Linked DNA regions of Homo sapiens: region 2 is linked to region 1. Evidence: read pairs that join two places in POLR2A ChIA-PET (ENCODE). Cell type or tissue: OCI-LY7. All regions are shown on one strand. Each heading gives the region's core, and the rest is flanking DNA. Links, peaks and the distances in the headings are about the cores only. Region 1 overlaps MRPL1 (mitochondrial ribosomal protein L1). Region 2 has its middle 93 kb from the start of MRPL1.

Evidence for each region. ChIA-PET counts read pairs that join two places held together with the same protein. Peaks named below come from ENCODE experiments on the same cell type or tissue, not always from the same donor. Only the 100,000 strongest peaks of a DNase experiment are listed, where the experiment ranks them.
Region 2: POLR2A ChIA-PET joins it to region 1 with 5 read pairs; 2 of 35 experiments call an interaction of 5 or more read pairs at or near these places.

The regions. Positions count from the first base shown.
Region 1 is chr4:77,888,231-77,893,618 of GRCh38, forward strand. All of the region lies in intron 5 of MRPL1 (mitochondrial ribosomal protein L1), which reads left to right. Among named protein-coding and RNA genes, the nearest start is that of MRPL1, 28 kb to the left of the region's middle. In OCI-LY7, for the core only: no CTCF peak of the experiment used is centred there; no DNase peak of the experiment used is centred there; H3K4me3 peaks cover 716 bases; H3K27ac peaks cover 2,767 bases.
Region 2 is chr4:77,952,844-77,958,231 of GRCh38, forward strand. It overlaps the pseudogene LOC100128297. Among named protein-coding and RNA genes, the nearest start is that of MRPL1, 93 kb to the left of the region's middle. In OCI-LY7, for the core only: no CTCF peak of the experiment used is centred there; no DNase peak of the experiment used is centred there.

The DNA of each region.
Region 1 (5,388 bases), core at 221-5,220:
GCAGTGGCTCATGCCTGTAATCTCAGCACTTTGGGAGGCTGAGGTGGGCAGATCACTTGAGGCCAGGAGTTTGGGACCAGCCTGGCCAACACGGTGAATCCCCACCTCTACTAAAAATACAAAAATTAGCCAGGCGTGGTGGCACATGCCTGTAATCCTAGCTACTTGGGAGGCTGAGGCACAAGAATCTCTTGAACCCAGGAGGCGGAGTTTGCAGTGAGCCGAGATTGCGCCTACACTCCAGCCTAGGCAACAGAGCGAGACTCTGTCTCCAAAAAAATAAATAAATAAAATAAATAAACAAACAAATAAATAAGAAAATAACAGAGCTTGGAGAGCCTCTTTGAAAATGAGAACTTTTTTTTTCCTTTTTAGGAAGTAGGAAGAAGAGGCATGGAGTTATTTCTGAAAATATAAAAGATTTTTCTTAGGGTTCTCTCTAAAAGTTCCTCCTCTAGATAAAATCCTTTATTATAAAGTTATGGAATTTTTTTTATTATACTTTAAGTTCTAGGGTAGATGTGCACAGCATGCAGGTTTGTTACGTATGTATATATGTACCATGTTGGTGTGCTGCACCCATTAACTCGTCATTTACATTAGGTATATCTCCTAATGCTATCCCTCCCCCGTCCCCTACTCCAAGACAGGGCCCGGTGTGTGATGTTCCCCACCCTGTCAATTCAACAAGAAGAGCTAACTATCCTAAATATATATGCACCCAATACAGGGGCACCCAGATTCATAAAGCAAGTCCTTAGAGACCTAGAAAGAGACTTAGACTCCCACACAATAATAATGAGAGACTTTAACACCACACTGTCAACATTAGACACATCAACGAGACAGAAAGTTAACAAGGATATCCAGGAATTGAACTCAGCTCTGCACCAAGCAGACCTAATAGACATCTACAGAACTCTCCACCCCAAATCAACAGAATATGCGTTCTTCTCAGCACCACATTGCACTTATTCCAAAATTGACCACATAGTTGGAAGTAAAGCACTCCTCAGCAAATGTAAAAGAACAGAAATTATAACAAACTGTCTCTCAGACCACAGTGCAGTGAGACTAGAACTCAGGATTAAGACACTCACTCAAAACCGCTCAACTACATGGAAACTGAACAACCTGCTCCTGAATGACTACTGGGTACATAACGAAATGAAGGCAGAAATAAAGATGTTCTTTGAAACCAATGAGAAAAAAGACACAACATACCAGAATCTCTGGGACACATTTGAAGCAGTGTGTAGAGAGAAATTTATAGCACTAAATGCCCACAAGAGAAAGCAGGAAAGATCTAAAATTGGCACCCTAACATCACAATTAAAAGAACTAGAGAAGCAAGAGCAAACTAATTCAAAAGCTAGCAGAAAGCAAGAAATAACTAAGATCAGAACAGAACTGAAGGAGATAGAGATACAAAAAACCCTTCAAAAAATCAATGAATCCATTAGCTGGTTTTTTGAAGAGATCAACAAAATTGATAGATCGCTAACAAGACTAATACACAAGAAAAGAGAAGAATCAAATAGACACAATAAAAAATGATAAAGGGGATATCACCACCGATCCCACAGAAATACAAACTACCATCAGAGAATACTATAAATACCTCTACGCAAATAAACTAGAAAATCTAGAAGAAATGGATAAATTCCTGGACATATACACCCTCCCAAGACTAAACCAGGAAGAAGTTGAATCCCTGAATAGACCAATAACAGGCTCTGAAATTGAGGCAATAATTAATAGCCTATCAACCAAAAAAAGTCCAGGACCAGATGGATTCACAGCCAGATTCTACCAGAGGTACAAAGAGGAGCTGGTACCATTCCTTCTGAAACTATTCCAATCAATAGAAAAAGAGGGAATCCTCCCTAATTCATTTTATGAGGCCAGCATCATCCTGATACCAAAGCCTGGCAGAGACACGACAAAAAAAGAGAATTTTAGACCAATATCCCTGATGAACATCGATGCAAAAATCCTCAGTAAAATACTGGCAACCCAAATCCAGCAGCACATCAAAAAGCTAAAGCTTATCCACCACGATCAAGTGGGCTTCATCCCTGGGATGCAAGGCTGGTTCAACATATGCAAATCAATAAATGTAATCCATCATATAAACAGAACCAAAGACAAAAACCACATGATTATCTCAATAGATGCAGAAAAGACCTTCGACAAAATTCAACAGCCCTTCATGCTAAAAACTCTCAATAAACTAGGTATTGATGGGACATATCTCAAAACAATAAGAGCTATTTATGACAAACCCACAGCCAATATCATACTGAATGGGCAAAAACTGGAAGCATTCCCTTTGAAAACTGGCACAAGACAGGGATGCCCTCTCTCACTCCTATTCAACATAGTGTTGGAAGTTCTGGCCAGGGCAATCAGGCAAGAGAAAGAAATAAAGGATATTCAATTAGGAAAAGAGGAAGTCAAATTGTCTCTGTTTGCAGATGACACGATTGTATATTTAGAAAACCCCATCGTCTCAGCCCCAAATCTCCTTAAGCTGATAAGCAACTTCAGCAAAGTCTCAGGATACAAAATCAATGTGCAAAAATCACAAGCATTTCTATATGTTATGGAATTTTTGCCGGGGAGGAGAAAGTAGACAGGAAATAGTGATTTGAAAATTTATCCTTTGTCCCATATTCAAATTTTCATTTGGGGAACTTTTAACTGGGCTCATCCTTTGAGGTAAACAGCAGTGCTCATAGTTTGTTTTTTTCCCACCCCTAAAAGTACTCTAAATTTGGTGAGGATTCTGGATTTTAAATAAAGAGGGTCTTCAGAATGATTTTTGGTTGCAGAACTAGTGGAAAGTAGGAAGAGTATGCTTTAATACAGGTTCTAGGCCAGAGTCAGTGGGACTCAGTTCTTTCTGTTGTATTATTAATTTTAATTAAAAAATTATTAAAACTTTTAATTATTAAAAAATAATCATCACAAATGTTTGGTAATTTGAGAATAGAGCTGGGTCTCTAGAATCAGAGAACTAATCTTGAGTTTGTATACAGCTTTCTATTTTCTTCTTGCAACCACTAAAGTTACCTTGTAGAACTGTCATAGCCACTCCTTTGGTTCAGTTTTTTTTGTTTTTTTTTTTTTTCATTTTTTTTGAGACAGTGTGTCGTTGCATCACCCAGGCTGGAGTGCAGTGACGTGATCTCGGCTCACTGCAACCTCTGCCTCCTGAGTTCAAGTGATTCTCCTGCCTCAGCCTCCCTAGTAGCTGGGATTACAGGCGCCTGCCACTGTGCCCAGCTAATTTTTGTATTTTTAGTAGAGATGGGGTTTTGCCACATTGGCCAGACTGGTCTCGAACTCCTGGCTTCAAGTGATCTGCCCGCCTTGGCCTCCCAAAATGTTGGGATTATAGGCGTGAGCCACTGCTCCCAGCCAAGACACCACACCTGGCCTTTGGTTCTTAAATGTTAAGCAAGAAGTTACCTCTCAAGAAAGAAATGGTAATAGAGCAGAAAGTGTTATGAAGCTGTAAGTTCACTAAATGAAACACATTTTTTAAAGTAACCCAAATAAGGAAGCCAAAGACATTTTAAAATTCTGTAGTATAGAAAATATTAACAGGTACAGAATTTCTCTTTAGGGCCCCAGTAGAGGATCTGTTATTAGAGGGAGCATGCCATCTGTGTAAGGCATCATAGGATAAGTTTGCAAGTTACCCCGTGGTGTCTTTTTAAAGCTAGTCCATGTTATTTTTAGAAGGTATTCAGGTTATGAGGTAAATTCAATACAGTTTAGTAAATAATATTATGGCTGCAATTTTTTATACATTCCTGTGTTTTTAAATTAGTTTATCATTTTGCTTAGCTCTATAAAATGCCAAGTAGGATAAATTTATGTAGTCATTTCTTTTTTTTTTTTTCTCTTTTTGAGATGGAGTTTCGCTCTTGTTGCCCAGTGGGGAGTGCAATGGCGCAATCTCGGCTCACTGCAACCTCCACCTCCCGGGTTCAAGCAATTCTCCTGAATCTGCCTCCCGAGTAGCTGGGATTACAGGCACCTGCCACCACGCCCAGCTAATTTTTTTTATTTTTAGTAGAGATGGGGTTTCACCGTGTTGGCCAGGCTGGTCTTGAACTCCTGACCTCAGGCGATCCAACCTTCCTCGGCCTCCCAAAGTGCTGAGATTACAGGTGTGAGCCACCGCACCACGTAGTAATTTCTTAGATAACACATTCATTTATTAAATTTATTTTACTTTATTTTGAAACATCACAGATATGCCTGGTTCTGAGTGATTTTAAAGTAACTTCATATTTTTACTTGTCTCTAAGAGCTTGATTTCCATCCACAGTTTTTTATTATTCCAAGATACAGTCCTACTTATAGCATAACTTCCAAACATAATTTTAATTTAAAGGAACATGTCATAGAATTAGGATTGGAAAATCTTGAAATAGAAATCTCACATACAGTTCTTTGACATTTAGAAATTGCCTCTGCTTTCCTATTTCCAGTGATGAGACCCCTGGTTCTGGACCCACACTGCCTGTTTTTCAATTCTAGCTCTGCCTCTTAGGTGTGTACAGACTGACTCATCCTCCCTGATCCCTCAGTTTTTTTTATCTGGAATGTGTGGTCAATACTGGTACCTGTCTCAAGGTTTGTTATGAAGACTGGATGTTCTAAATTATATTAAATATTTAGCAGAATGCTTGGCACATGAGAAGTGCCCATTTAATGTAAGTTGTTGTTAAGGAGAGGTATGTTATTTAAGGACTAAAAATTTGTGCAAAGAATAGTAACAGAAGGATAAAATTCCATAGTCATTGCTTAATTTTGTCAGAATTCAAGTTTTTAATTCACCGTGTACCCCTAAATCAAGGCTTTGAATGGCATATTGTAAGATTTCATACAAAGGGAATCATTGGTAAAATATTTCTTGCTTGGGCAGTGGCACGATCTTGGCTTACTGCAACCTCTGCCTTCCTGGCTTCAAGCAATCCTCCCACCTCAGCCTCCCGGTTACCTGGGACTACAGATGTGTGCCACCACGCCCGGCTAGTTTTTATATTTTTTGTAGAGACAGGATTTTGCCTTGTTGCCCAGGCTAATTTCAAACTCCTGAGCTCAATTGATTTGCCTGCCTTGGCCTCCCAAAGTGCTGGGATTACAGGTGTGGAGTTTAAGTGGAGTATATTGTATGTTTTAAGTAGAGTATATTAAGTAGAGTTTAAGTGGAGTATATTGTAGTAGTATAATAGTTATTTTAGGTGCTTGCCTGAATTAATAAAAATGTTTTCTAAAAATTGAATATTAATTCCTTTGTTCTGAGAATGGATATAGAGTATGGATAATAAACTATAAGTGAACTTGTCTTTGATCACCACGTCTTCTTTT
Region 2 (5,388 bases), core at 175-5,174, 65 kb after region 1:
AATTATAGCAGCAGTTTCTGGCTTAATAACTTTCCCTTGGGAGTCATAACCATCTGAGGGAATAGTAACATCCTCAGTTCCCATAAAGCAGAAAATGGCAGAATCATGAGCTACATCACAAATATAGCTATTTTCTTTTAAAAAAAAAAAGAAAATAAGCATTCTAAAGTATTCTGAATACTATTTGTGATAGCATGAATATAGAAAATTACTAAGTCACTAAACCGTATGTTGGGTAATCTCTTTTTAGGAATCAGTTTGTAATTATATATATAATATGTATATGTAATATATATTATTATATAATTATATATGTAATATATACATTTGTAATAATACCACATATTTTTATGATGCTTTGTAGTCTACAAGGCACTGTATGCAGTGTTTTCATATACGTGACCTCATTTGCTCCTGAATTTCTCTGCTTAATAGTATAACAAGTGTTTGGTTAGTGTTTATCGAATGAACATTCCCATGAAGTAGCTAGAACAACTTCATTCATGGATTAAAAATCAGGCCAAGAAGTAAAGCACCTTGCATCAAGTACCAGTTTGCAGACCGATGTTAATCCTTAAGTGCTTACTGATATATGACAAAGTGAAAAAAATAAGGATAATTTTTGGCATGCAGTTGCCAGCTGTCCTTTCTTGGGAATGATTACTTGAAGTATCTTCCACTTTTTTAGGGATTATTCGAATGAGTTTTCTTTTATGAAATAATAGTGATGGTGACTTTGTTGGTGGGGTTTAAATACCTACTTTGTTTTTTGTTTTGTTTCATTAATGCACCTCATTTTATTTTAGTTTTGGTGTTGACTTGCCAGCTCTAGCTTTTCAAGGTAAAATCTTTTTTGAAGAAGAGCTGGGTAACACAATTCTCACAATCCAAAATGTATGATTTTAAAACAATTGGATTTCTAATAACACGAATTATTTTGATTCATTTTGCATTGATCTATTTGGGAACCATAAATCTGCCTAGAGCACACAGAATCTGCACACTCAACTTGGCCAAGGAATAGACATGTTTCAAGATGAAGTTCATCACTACCAATGAAGTATTTATTCTTCCCAAGGCTGTTCTGCTTAAATCTAATCAAGCTTATAGACCTACATCTCAGTTTACAGAAGATATAGGAGATGGCGGGACAAATCAACTGACCTCAAGTGGGAATAATTAGGCCAGTTCAGAATGTGGGATGTTATACAGTTCAACCCTCCCAGCCTCATAGAAACAAGCAGAAGGAGAAACCATTAAAGAGAATTCAGACATAACAATTAACTCTAGTGTGGGTTAGTGATAAATGCATAGTTTGAAAACATCAGCTGTACAAGACATTTGAGGGAAAATTGATTAATACCTACTTTGTAAAGGAAATTTTGACAGCTCCATATAGGTCTCCCAAATTCTTTTTGAAATGTTAGTGATCTGAGAAGTCCAAATGACTGAATAGCCACAGTACCCCACTAAGCTTTTTTATCCCCCCACAGAAAAATTAAAACTTAGGGGTTGCTTACCCAAAACAGCAATAACATTACTAGAAAACAATAACAGCAGTTACCTTTTACTGAGTGCTGCTATGGTTTGAATGTGCCCCTCAAAAAGTATGTGTTGGAAACTTAATCCTCAATGCAACAGTGTTGGGAGATGAGGCCTCATGGGAGGTACAAGTCATGAGGGCTCTGCCCTCATGAATGGATTAATGCTTAGTATAGTCATCGGAGACTCAGAAGAGAGGGAGGGTGGGAGGAGGATGGTGAGGGTTGAGAAATTAACAAGTACAGTATACACTATTTGGGTAATGGTTACATTAAAAGGCCCAGGCCACCACTAAGCGATGTATCCGTGTAACACAACTATACTTGTACCTCTTAAATTTATACAAATCGTAAAAAAATAAAAGGGCTTAAGACTGCAAGGAACTCTTGGGCACACCTTGCATGCTTGCTTGCTCTCTCTTCCTCCCCGACTTACCTCCTCTTGCCCTCTCTTGCCCTTCTGCCTTCTGCAATGGGATGACCACAGCAAGAAGGTTATCACTAGAAGCCAGCTGCTCACCATGGTCTTCCAGCCTACAGACTGCAAGGAATTAATCTCTGTGCTTCATAAATTACCTTCTCAGGTATTCTGCTATAACAACACAAAACAGACTAACAAATGCATACTACCATCTTATACTTTAGATGCATCCTCTCATTTCATCCTCACAGCAATTCACTGAGCAGAGTGGTACTCCCATTTCACAGATAAGGAAAGTGAAACTTGCAGGAGGTCTCCTAAGTGGCAAAGATTTAAACCCAGGTCTATCTAATTTTAAAGCCCTTAGGCTCTTTTAACCATTGGGCTATTTTACCTCTTTTTTAAAATATATATTCTAAGATCAACCATTTAATTGAACAGTTTTAAAATTTTAAAATATTGAATAATCACCTTCAGTTTCTTGGTATTTCTAGTTAATGAATTACGGCAGGGCTGATGTGAAGGAAGTAGAAGTAGAAGAGTTAGAGTGGGATGAGGAAAGAGTAATGTAGGATGGAGAGGAAAAGATACCTACCCATTTCCCACAGTTGTTTTTTGAAAGCTTACAGATTAATCATTATTTGAAGATCTCAGTTCACAAAGTAGAAGCTCTGCTATTTGTAGATTTTATTTTAATTAATGGATAAGTCATTATTGAAAAATTTATTGAAAAATACTGATTAAATATTTTTAAAATCACTCATAATCTATTACTCAAGGATAACCAGCATTAATATTTTAGTACTTTGTTGTCTTCAGTTGTGAGTGTGTATGTATCTGTGTGTGTACATGTTATAAAGTAAGCATTTCCTATATTTAAAATGCCATATGAAAAGCATCATTTTAATGGTTGAACAATATTCCATCCTGTTGATGTTCTATTTTATGGACTCATTCCTCAATTGTTGTACATTTAACTAACTCCAGGATCCCCTTCCCCCCATTATTTACAGTGCTTTGGAGAAATCCTTGGAGCGTAATTTATTTTCTAATTTTTAGAAGTGGCATTCCTGGGTCAAAAGGTCTGATGTGACTAAAAGACCTTATTATGTCTTAGAAAGGTAACTTACTGAGCAGAACAAGCCAGAATAAGGAAATATGGTTGGAAAATTTGCTCTAGGCAGGAACATTCCAGGGTCTTATTAACTGGCCTATGAATAAATTACTCTCCACTCTTCCATTAGAGCATTTTTCCTATTGGCTAACTAGAGCTTTGTTCAGTGTATGCTTCTGGAAAAAGAGTAAAATCACACTATATTACTAAATTTAAATCTCTTTTTTTCTTAGAGAACAGTAAATCAAATCTTTTTTCTTCATTTTGTTTTTATTATAGCAAAATGAAGAAAAATTTTCCTTCATAAAATAAAGTTTTTTATTTCTGTTTGCTTAATTTACAACAAGCAGAAAATAAGCTGGGTCTTGCTTTGATCCAAATATTGATGTTTTAAAAGCTGTACACAATATTTGTTAAAGAGAACTATAAAATGCCTTTTTAGAAGCTTCTACAAGAAAAAAAGTAGAAAGTTTAGCCCTACAACTTTCCTCTCCGCTAGAACTGCAAACTACTGCTACAGTTTTAAATACACTTTTTGTTGTTTATACATCCAGGAAAATCTTTAAAAAATAAAAAAACATGCATATAAATGATTGCGTAGCAGAACAGAACATTAACTGCAAACACTAAAGAAATGGAAGAAATACTATCAAATATACAAAGGTCCTACAATCAACCCCTTAAGCACTTAGCATGTAGTATTTAAAAATCATCGTTTTGTTCTCAGTCTAATACTCTCCCAATTGAGCTATCTCAGCTTACTGCCATCGTTTTGTTCTCTACAGACAAAGCCTAGATTACTAAAAACAACTGAAATAAGTAATCCTCTTAAAGGAATTGCTTCTCCATAATTCTTACTTATATCTTTAAGCAAGCAATCTGAGATTTTAAAAGGTGCTAGCTTTTTATGCAATATGAGATTAGACATGTCAAGTCACTTTTGTCCCCAAAACAATCTTTCAGAGGAGTACTAGAAATTATAAATGGTAAAGGGTATTATTTCTTTATTTTTAGTCAGGTACTACACTGGTAGTCAAAAATTCAAAAGATGTGACTCATGCTTAAAACTGACTAATCTTTTTTTCCAAAATCATTTTAAATTTCATGGCACCACAGAATCACCTAGAATGAATGTGTTGTTTTTGAACTTGCCTCACATTAAATAAACTGAGGTGCGAAAAGCAAGCCTCCCACATAAAGAAGCAGGCAAATTTTGATACGAATGTATAGACCAAGTGCTGTAAGCATCAACATTTCAGTTATTTTACACTATACACCCGCCCCCGACACATAGCCTACTTTGAAACAATTCACTCGTTTCTAAGGGCAGTAAGAAAACTAAGCAATGTTATGGTCAACAGTACTTCTTAAATTTTAGAATAACCACATAAGAACATTCTTTTCCCCTTAAAATTGTTTCTGCCATCATTGACCCCCTCAAATTTTAAGGTGAGTCTTTCTGATGTTTTTTTGTTCCAAGTCTATAGAAATCAGAAAAAAAGCAAAGGCTCCATGTTTCAGTCAAAAACTTAATCTCCTTGAAAATACTACATAACTCAGTTGGCATTATTCCCCAAGACGGTGGAGTTAACAAAAGAACTAATCCACATTGCATCATAAACTATTATCAAGGGCCTAGACATCTTGATAAGACATAAAGGTCCACACTGAACCTAAATGTGTCTGAGCAGTCAGTGTTGTACTGTGGCCACAACTTCACTTTTGTAACACTCTATCTTACTCCTTCCTAGGTTAACAGTTCTACCAAATATTAATATGAAAGTTTAGTAAGACAATGTTGCAAATTATGGTTAACCAACATCTTTTCACCAAATACTTCAAGCATAAAAACGAGAATCTTTACAAAAATATACACAGACACAACAAATTGGTAGCTGCCCATAGCACTAAACAAACTGGACTCAAGAGTGGCTTCTCAACAGCATGTCATTTTAATATAACCATTGCCTGGTACAGGGAAAACTAACAAGTGTTTGTTAAACATTGTATTCCTGATAATTTAAGCCAATCTATGAGCGAATGAACGATACGTGCCTAAAAATGATCATGGTTTATACTATCAGTAGCCACTGGATTTAGGACTAGTCCAAGATCTTGATCTAGATTTTGACCTAGGCCTAGACTGTGACCTTGACTGGGATTTGGAACAAGGCGGTTCTTTTTTCCTTGATTCCTTTTTATGTCTTGAGCAAGACTTGTAATATGTTTTGGAATCTGTTTTAGAGGTGCCTCTAGTTTTGGCATGCGATGCAGACCTAGAACACGATTTAGCCTTCATTTCTTTCTTGGGC